2 separate regions of the Homo sapiens genome follow, and region 2 is linked to region 1. A link is a loop called in an ENCODE intact Hi-C map of the cell type or tissue named here. Cell type or tissue: MCF 10A. All regions are shown on one strand.

Region 1 (4,000 bases):
TAAATATATAATTTTCCTTTTTTTTTTGAGACAGAGTGTCACTCTTGTTGCCCAGGCTGGAGTGCCATGGCGCGACCTAGGCTCACTGCAATCTCTGCCTCCCGGGTTCAAGAGATTCTCCTGCCTCAGCCTCCTGAGTAGCTGGGATTACAGACATGTACTACTACACCCGGCTAATTCTGTATTTTTAGTGGAGATGGGGTTTCTCCATGTTGGTCAGACTGGTTTTGAACTCCTGACCTCAGGTGAGTCACCCACCTCAGCCTCCCAAAGTGCTGGGATAACAGGCGTGAGCCACTGCACCCGGCCAATTTTGCATTTTTAATAAAGTGATGATTGCAACAAATAAAATCACCAAATAAGAAATACTTCCTCAAACTTGCTCAGCATTTATTTTGTCTGAATTTGTGTCACATTAAACATACAACTTCTTCCAATAGTCAGCCATATACAGATCATTAAAATTAATAGTTTCTATGAAACAAATTTAAAATAACCTTTAAAAAGCGGCCATCCTTAGCCCATTGAATAACAAAGTAATAATGAATAAGATTTAAAGTTAAAAAATATGTATCACTGTGGTATATACAGTATGGATAAAAACAACAACTTACACCGTTCTCCTTTCTTCGATATTCACCAGGAACTTTTACACCATTTCTTTTTAAACTTGGATCCTGAGATCTTGGTCCACTCACTAAGGACAAAATTCAAAAACTATGCATTAACACTAGAGTTGACAGATATTTTAAGAACCAGTTCATTTCTGAGTTCTGTCATTACTGTTTGATATTTTAAGTTGAATGTATTCTTAAAACAAAATATTTTCTAATAGCAATGGACTTAAGGTCTCATAACTCAGTGTGTTTTGCAAAATTAATTTCATGGAACAGTGAATACTCAGCACTACTAAATATCACATGCCACCTATTCATTAGGAAAGCTGTCTGATTCACATACCAAAGGAGGAAAAATTAACAAACGTAATGTACTTCTGACTATGAGTAATTCATACCATTTGCTTATAGTTGCTCTTCCTAGTCATCTATTTAGCTACTCAGTAGTTAAACCAAGAAAAACTTCACTGAAATAGTTGAAAATTACATCAATGCATCCTTGTACTCGCTAACAATATTTTTAACTTATTATGAGAAGAAAGCACTTAAAAAAAGGAACAAGTAGTATCTTAATTATTTGGTTTATTGCAAACATTTTGTGGTAATTTGTAAGTACTATGAGGTACTTCCACATTTATTTAAGCAAAATATTTGTTTAAGTTTGTGAAGGTACTATCCAGAAACACTATATATTCTGCTTTTTTGGCTAAAAAGAATTTTTAAAGCCAAAATACATGGGTCTTTCAGTACCACTTAATGTATCATAAAAGGAAACGTCTTAATTTAAACTAATACATTATAAGAAGCAAATAATACCAACAGAGAATTTTAAAAATATATTAAGCTCATACCTGTACTTCCCAGAAATTAAAAAAATTATCAAATTACCTCCCAAGAAACTTAAGTAAAATGTCTATTATAACTGTCAGGAATCTTAGCACAAATTCCCATTGCTAATAAACAAATAAATAAACATGTCTACTCAGAGCCAAGTATCACACTTGCACCTAATTCTAATATGATCAGCTTTTATTTTTAAAATGCAGCTCAATTATCTGGCAAAATAGCTCAGGTAATCTGCCACAATATTTCTGTAAGAAAAAAAAACTTCTATAATTTCAGAATAATTGCTTTCTTTGCTGTCTTAAAGAGAGAGCACTTAACTAGTTTCTCCTTTGTATCATCAGTTACCTAATTAAAGTAAGCAATAAGAGCCTTAAACATAATTTCATATACATTCAGGGTCACAGGTCCTAATTGAATTGGAAAAAGAATATGGTGACAGTCTCCTAATCCTTAATCGAGAGGTCTAGACCAAAAACAGTAAGTTAACACCTTAATAAAGGAGACTGAAAAACAATCCTTGTTTTATCCCAATTTCAACACTATGTGGCACTGGTGTTTTGTGACAACGTGAAAACAGCTCCTTTATCTTCAGATTATATTTCTCACATTACTGACACTGAAACTGCATATTGCACTATTGAGAGACTATTTAATAATTTATCCAGTACTATACAGCAAGATATTTGAACAGGTAGATGAATGGGTAAAATTCAACTAATTAGATGAGTGCATGTGATGTAAATAGAGAACAAAAAAAAAAATAAGATGCAAATGCCAATATAAAACTACAAAAAAAAAAAGAAAAAAGCCTACGGAAAAAAATACATGTTTACTTAAAATAAAATTACAGACACCAGTGATACTGAAAGGCAACCAGGTAGCTTGGCTGAGGTGATTCAGGTTCCACTCCTGGCTCTGCCTCTAGGTGTGTGGCCTCTGACAAGTCACTTAACCCCTAAGTATCAGCATTTCTCATCTGTAGGGTAGAAGGGGCCAAACTAAGTCAATTCTGCCCCTCAGCTAACCCGTACTATAAATTTAATCATTCCTAATGGTCAGGTACCATATAGACACTTGCGTTAATGCAACAGTTAGTTAATAAAACTGAACTTTTTTTTTGGAGACGGAGTCTCGCTCTGTCGCCCAGGCTGGAGTGCAAATGGTGTGATCTCGGCTCACTGCAACATCCGCCTCCCGGGTTCAAGCGATTCTTCCACTTCAGCCTCCCAAGTAGCTGGGATTACAGACGCCCAGCTAATTTTTGTTTTTTGTTGTTGTTGTTGTTGTTGTTTTCGTTTTTTCAGATGAGTCTTGCTGTGTCGCCAGGCTGCAGTGCGTGGTGCCATCTCGGCTCACTGCAACCGCCAACTCCCTGATTCAAGCGATTCTCCCGCCTCAGCCTCCCGAGTAGCTGGGATCACAGGCACATGCCACCATGCCCAGCTAATTTTTGTATTTTTAGTAGAGACAGGGTTTCACCATGTTGGCCAGGATGGTCTGTCTCGATCTCCTGACTTCGTGATCCTCCCGCCTCGTCCTCCCAAAGTGCTGGGATTACAGGCGTGAGCCACCATACCCGGCCTAATTTTTGTATTTTTAGTAGAGACAGAGTTTCGTCATGTTGGCCAGGCTGGTCTCAAACTCCTGATCTAAGGTGATCTACCCACCTCAGCCTCCCAAAGTGCTGGGATTACAGGCATGAGCCACCGCGCTCAGCCAAAACTGAGCTTTTGTAATGTCCAATAACCCTGCTCGTTCTCCCACATCCTACAAGACTGCTGGGTCACAGGGATGGCTGTGTCCCCAGTGTCTACTGCTGCTTCCCACCCACACTCTCTCTCCACCCTCCCCCTACAGTCATCTATAAACTCTGGTCACAATCCCTGGTCACTAACGATGTGACCAACTGACTCCCTTGTTCTCTCCACCTCCAAGTCCTGCCTTCATTCTGGATGACATTACCGCCCAAATGCTAGCCTCTCAGTTCTAGCTTTCTCGTCTCCACTCTAATTCAGCCTCATTTCAGGGCCCCACCTGGGACCACAACACTAGAAGCCCTCTACCTCCGAAATTTTCAATTCAAACCTTCTGTTTTTTGACCACTATTTCCTTTCAATCTCAGGCGTCTCACTCATTTCCTCTCACACCTGTTCTTTCATCTAACTGAGACTCACAGCCTCTTAACTCTGTCTACTCTTTCCCCACAGCCCCTCCTGTCTTCACTTCTTCCCCACCCAGCTAAGGTATCACCTTGCCAATACCCTCTTCTCCCCTGTCCCACTGAACTCCCATTGAATTTGTCTAGAAACCTTGGGTTTTCTAGACAATTGCCTAGAAAAATTTGTCTAGACACCTTTGTTTTCTTCTCTTCTTACAACCCACCTGGGCTGTAGACCACCACTGGAGAAAAATCATGTATGGTCTCATGGTCTCTAATCTCAACTGGCCTCAATGGTTCCCAGCAGTCTGGCTTCCCTAGTAAGCCCTCTCTCCTAATCTCCAAAACAGCTCCAGCTTCCCACCCACCTCCATCATCA
Region 2 (4,000 bases), 76 kb after region 1:
TCAAAGTATAGAGAAGAAGAGGAAGAAGCTCTTTAGACAGAGCTCCAATTGGGCATTTTTCAGTCTCCTAGATAATGAAGCCTTCATTTATTGAGTGCTTGCAATTTATAGAGCATATCTATGATATCATTTTACTAACTTCTCACAACTCTGTGAAATATTTATTATATCTCCACTTTACAGAGAAATAAACAACAGTCAAAAAGGTAAAGTAACCTGAGCCAAGTTAGTGGAGGAGGCTGTAATTAAAACCCAGGTCAGTTTCATTCCAAATCCCACCCTTTTTACTACATAAGCCTGACCTACCTGGGGGCTTGGTGGCTGAAGAGTGATATGCCACCGAGGAGACAGGTCAGCACTGTTTCCTTTGGGTCAACGGCCCTTAATCTCTTACCTCAGCCTCGTGATTACATGGGGTTTTCCATGTTTGTTTTCTAGAACAGAGTCAAATGGTTTGCTTAAATCATTGCAGATCAATAAACACGTTAACTCTAAAACAAGTGCACACAGTGTGACATTACCTCCCATCTCCACCTGTTTACTCTGTTTCCTGAGATGACTCATCCTAGCTGGTCCTCATCCATGTATCAGCCTGCCAGCAACCCTGAGGGCATTCATTCACCCTCAGTTGTACCTACTTCCATCCTCTGGGATTTCCACTTGAAAGACCTTCTGCCTCAGTGTCCACACATTGCAGGCTCACTCTGTGAGGGGGTTGCAGTGGGACTAAAAGGGGATCTCCACCATGTGATTGTCTTTTTTTTTTTTTGAGGCGGAGCCTCGCTCTCTCATCTGGGCTGGAGGGCAGTGGCACCATTTCGGCTCTCTGTAACCTCCCCCTGCCCTGGTTCAAGCAATTCTCCGGCCTCAGCCTTCTGAGTAGCTGGGACTACAGGTGCGCACCACCATGCCCAGGTAATTTTTGTATTTTTAGTAGAGACGGTTTCACCATGTTGCCAAGGCTGGTCTCAAACTCCTGAGCTCAAATTATCCTCCCACCTTGGCCTCCCAAAGTACTGGGATTACAAGTGTGAGCCACCGTGCCCGGCCTACCATGTGATTTTCTAAGATGTTCTTAGGGAAACATATTCACACACACACACACACACACACACACACACACTCCTGCAACGTGGTGTATATAATGCTGGAAGTAGCGTCAGAGATTAGGCATTAGTGAAGAGTCCCTGAGTGAGACCAGAGAAATGTGAGCTAAAGATTCATAATGGAAGCAATGGTCAAGGGTAATGACCTGGCCCACTCTTTGTAGCAAAGCTACCTACTACTTTTGTGAATGAAGCAACTGGAAATCAGACAACGCCGGGCATGATGGCTCACACCTGTAATCCCAGCACTTTGGGAGGCCCAGGCGGGAGAATCATTTGAGCTCAGGAATTTAAATGAGGGGAATACAAGGTGTGTTGCAGGAGTTTGTGTATTCTCTAGAATGTTTCTGTAGAATGACTTGCCCTTCTTCACTGTGGCTGCAGAAAAGACAGTAATCAGGGCTTCTAGAAAAGGGGATCATGTTGCTTTCCCAACATAAATAACAGACTAGTCAACTTGGAAAAAAATTCAGGGAAGCTGAAATCCTTCCCAAGCTCCTGATTTAATCAACAGTATTAGCTGAGACAGTAATCCACCCCTCAAATTCTGCAACATTTGACTCTGTATCATCTGCCAGGCCAACAGAAATAGCCCTTGACTGTAGCATTAATCAACGGCACTAAAGCCATCTAAAAAAAGAATGTGTCTGAGAGGAACTGAGCTAGGAAGAAAAAATAGATACAAGGAGACAAAAGTTGTCGAAAGCATCTAGCCCCGTCCGAGACTCTGCATCTGGGGTCACTGAACACACAGCCCCGTCACTGGAGAAGTATTCTCTGCTGAGAAGAGATTTTCCATCAGGCTTTACGGGAACGCAGGTGACGTATACCCTACAGCCATGGTGCTTTCCTTTCCGGTTTCATGCTTAGCAAAGAGCCCTCTGATTAATGATGCGTCACCCGAGAGCCCGTCCACTAGAAATGATGGCAATGTTCCTCCTAAGGGCACAGATTGGTGACCCAGGCAATCTGTCACTGTAAGGGGAAATCCCTGTTGCAAATCATTCTGCTGGAATTCTGATGAACATGTCTACAGTCAGCTCAGCACACAGCAGGGTGGATGAAGTTTCCTTCATGAAATCCAGGCTCAGAACCTAAAAAAATCCAAGGGTTGAGCCAAGCCCTTCAGAGGTATTTGGGGCCCTGTGTGTGACCCATTAGATTGCCATTAGTAACAAGCCCACCCCTCCAAAGAACCCCTTTCCACATCAGAATGCTTAGAAGTCACACCTGTGTCGTAATGATACCATTTGCAAAGACCTTGCTTGGAAGTAATTTTTCAGTATTTGGTTGCCCATGAAAATATCTGATTTTTTTTCCTTCCACCCACAATGAATGTAGTCCATAACACATACAAATACACACACACATTTTCACTCTTCCTCCTGCTTTACCAGTTTTACACATCTCTGCATCAGGACCCAAACTTGAGCACTCAGGATCTCAACCACAGTTGAGATCTCTTCTTCACTGTCATCCCGGCACATCAGTTACTTAAAACAACCCAATTTCAAGAACTGATAGACCTTCATTTCTGGACACACCAAAAACAAGCAAATTCCAGAGGATCAGCTTCAGGGTGGCAGAATGGAAGGAGTAAAAGCCAACCACGGGGCCAGGTGCAGTGGCTCACACCTGTAATCCCAGCACTTTGGGCGGCTGAGGTGAGCAGGTCACCTGAGGTCAGGAGTTCAAGACCAGCCTGGTCAACATGGTGAAACCCCGTCTCTATTAAAAACACAAAATATTAGCCAGGCATGGTGGCGGGCGCTGGTAGTCCCAGCTACTCGGGAGGCTGAGGCAGGAGAATCACTTGAACCCAGGAGGCGGAGATTGTGGTGAGCCAAGATTGCACCACTGCACTCCAGCCTGGGTGGCGAGTGAGACTCCGTCTGAAATAACAACAACAAAAAGCCAACCATGGGATCTGTGGCACAGCTCTCACTTCACCATTAGCTCACCCAGGACTGGCAAGGGAGTGCCGACTGGAGAATCTTATCCTCTGTTCCTTAGCTGTTTACATGTATAAAGCCTGAGGGCTTTGCACCTAATTAGGGTTTCAGAGCTTTGTTTTTCTCTCAACTAATTACATTTGCCTTGTGGGGAAGAGCCTCTGTCCAGGAGGCATTGCTCTCTGAAAATCTGTCTCAGCCCAGCAACAGGTGCAAGAAGGTGAACAGCTCCTCTCCCCACCAATGCGGTGAGATGCCGAGCCAGGCCCTGGCTTCTTCTTGCTCCTCTCCTTTCATTATCTCTAACTCCAGTGTCAGCCCTCAAGCAGTCCCCTGCTTGGTCACCCCTGGCAAGGTGGGGAATGTTCTCTTAACCTGCAGCTTTCTCCTTCGGGAACAAAGCGCAGCCTCTTAGCAGCTAGCAATCAACTCCTGTGCTCGGGGCCTTCCAGCCAGGCCTTCTGCAGTGCACCCTGGTAGGGGGTAAATTATCCTGAGCTTGGAAAATGTGACTGAAATCACCTCTGACAGAGGGAAATGGGTTTTCATAAAAGACGTTTCCTCACCTTCGGTTGCAACTCAATTCAACTGACCATTTCCCACCCTGGATCTCAAAAGAAATTTCTGCTTTGCTTCTGGGTATGAGCCTGGGTGATAATGAAAGGTACTTAGGAAGCCAGGCCTATTGAAGCAGCGTAGCCCTCAGAGGGGCATGGCTGACTTGGCTAAGAGTAGGACAGGGTGTGGGGTTGAGGAATCCATGGGGACTCAGGGCATCCTGTCGCAGACACAGGAGCTGACCCAGCCACAGGGTCACAGGACAGCCTGTGTCACCACAGTCTCTGTGCAGAGTCCAGAGTTCACAAATGAGATAAATGGACATTTGCTGACTGGGGTAACTCAGCATCTATTCACCCTATTTCTGGGAAAAGCCTCAATTTA

Evidence for each region. A loop is a pair of places that touch in the nucleus more often than their neighbours do. Peaks named below come from ENCODE experiments on the same cell type or tissue, not always from the same donor. Only the 100,000 strongest peaks of a DNase experiment are listed, where the experiment ranks them.
Region 2: it touches region 1 in a loop (2.5-fold over the local background); 3 of 110 quality-filtered maps call a loop at or near these places.

What each region holds. Positions count from the first base shown.
Region 1 is chr1:223,809,817-223,813,816 of GRCh38, forward strand. TP53BP2 (tumor protein p53 binding protein 2) reads right to left here. Exons shown (of 18, transcript NM_001031685.3): 4 at 615-697. Among named protein-coding and RNA genes, the nearest start is that of TP53BP2, 34 kb to the right of the region's middle. In MCF 10A, a CTCF peak has its summit at 2,004; a DNase peak (open chromatin) is centred at 2,015.
Region 2 is chr1:223,886,268-223,890,267 of GRCh38, forward strand. No RefSeq gene overlaps it. Among named protein-coding and RNA genes, the nearest start is that of TP53BP2, 42 kb to the left of the region's middle. RefSeq lists an enhancer at 1,597-2,796. In MCF 10A, no CTCF peak of the experiment used is centred here; a DNase peak (open chromatin) is centred at 2,014.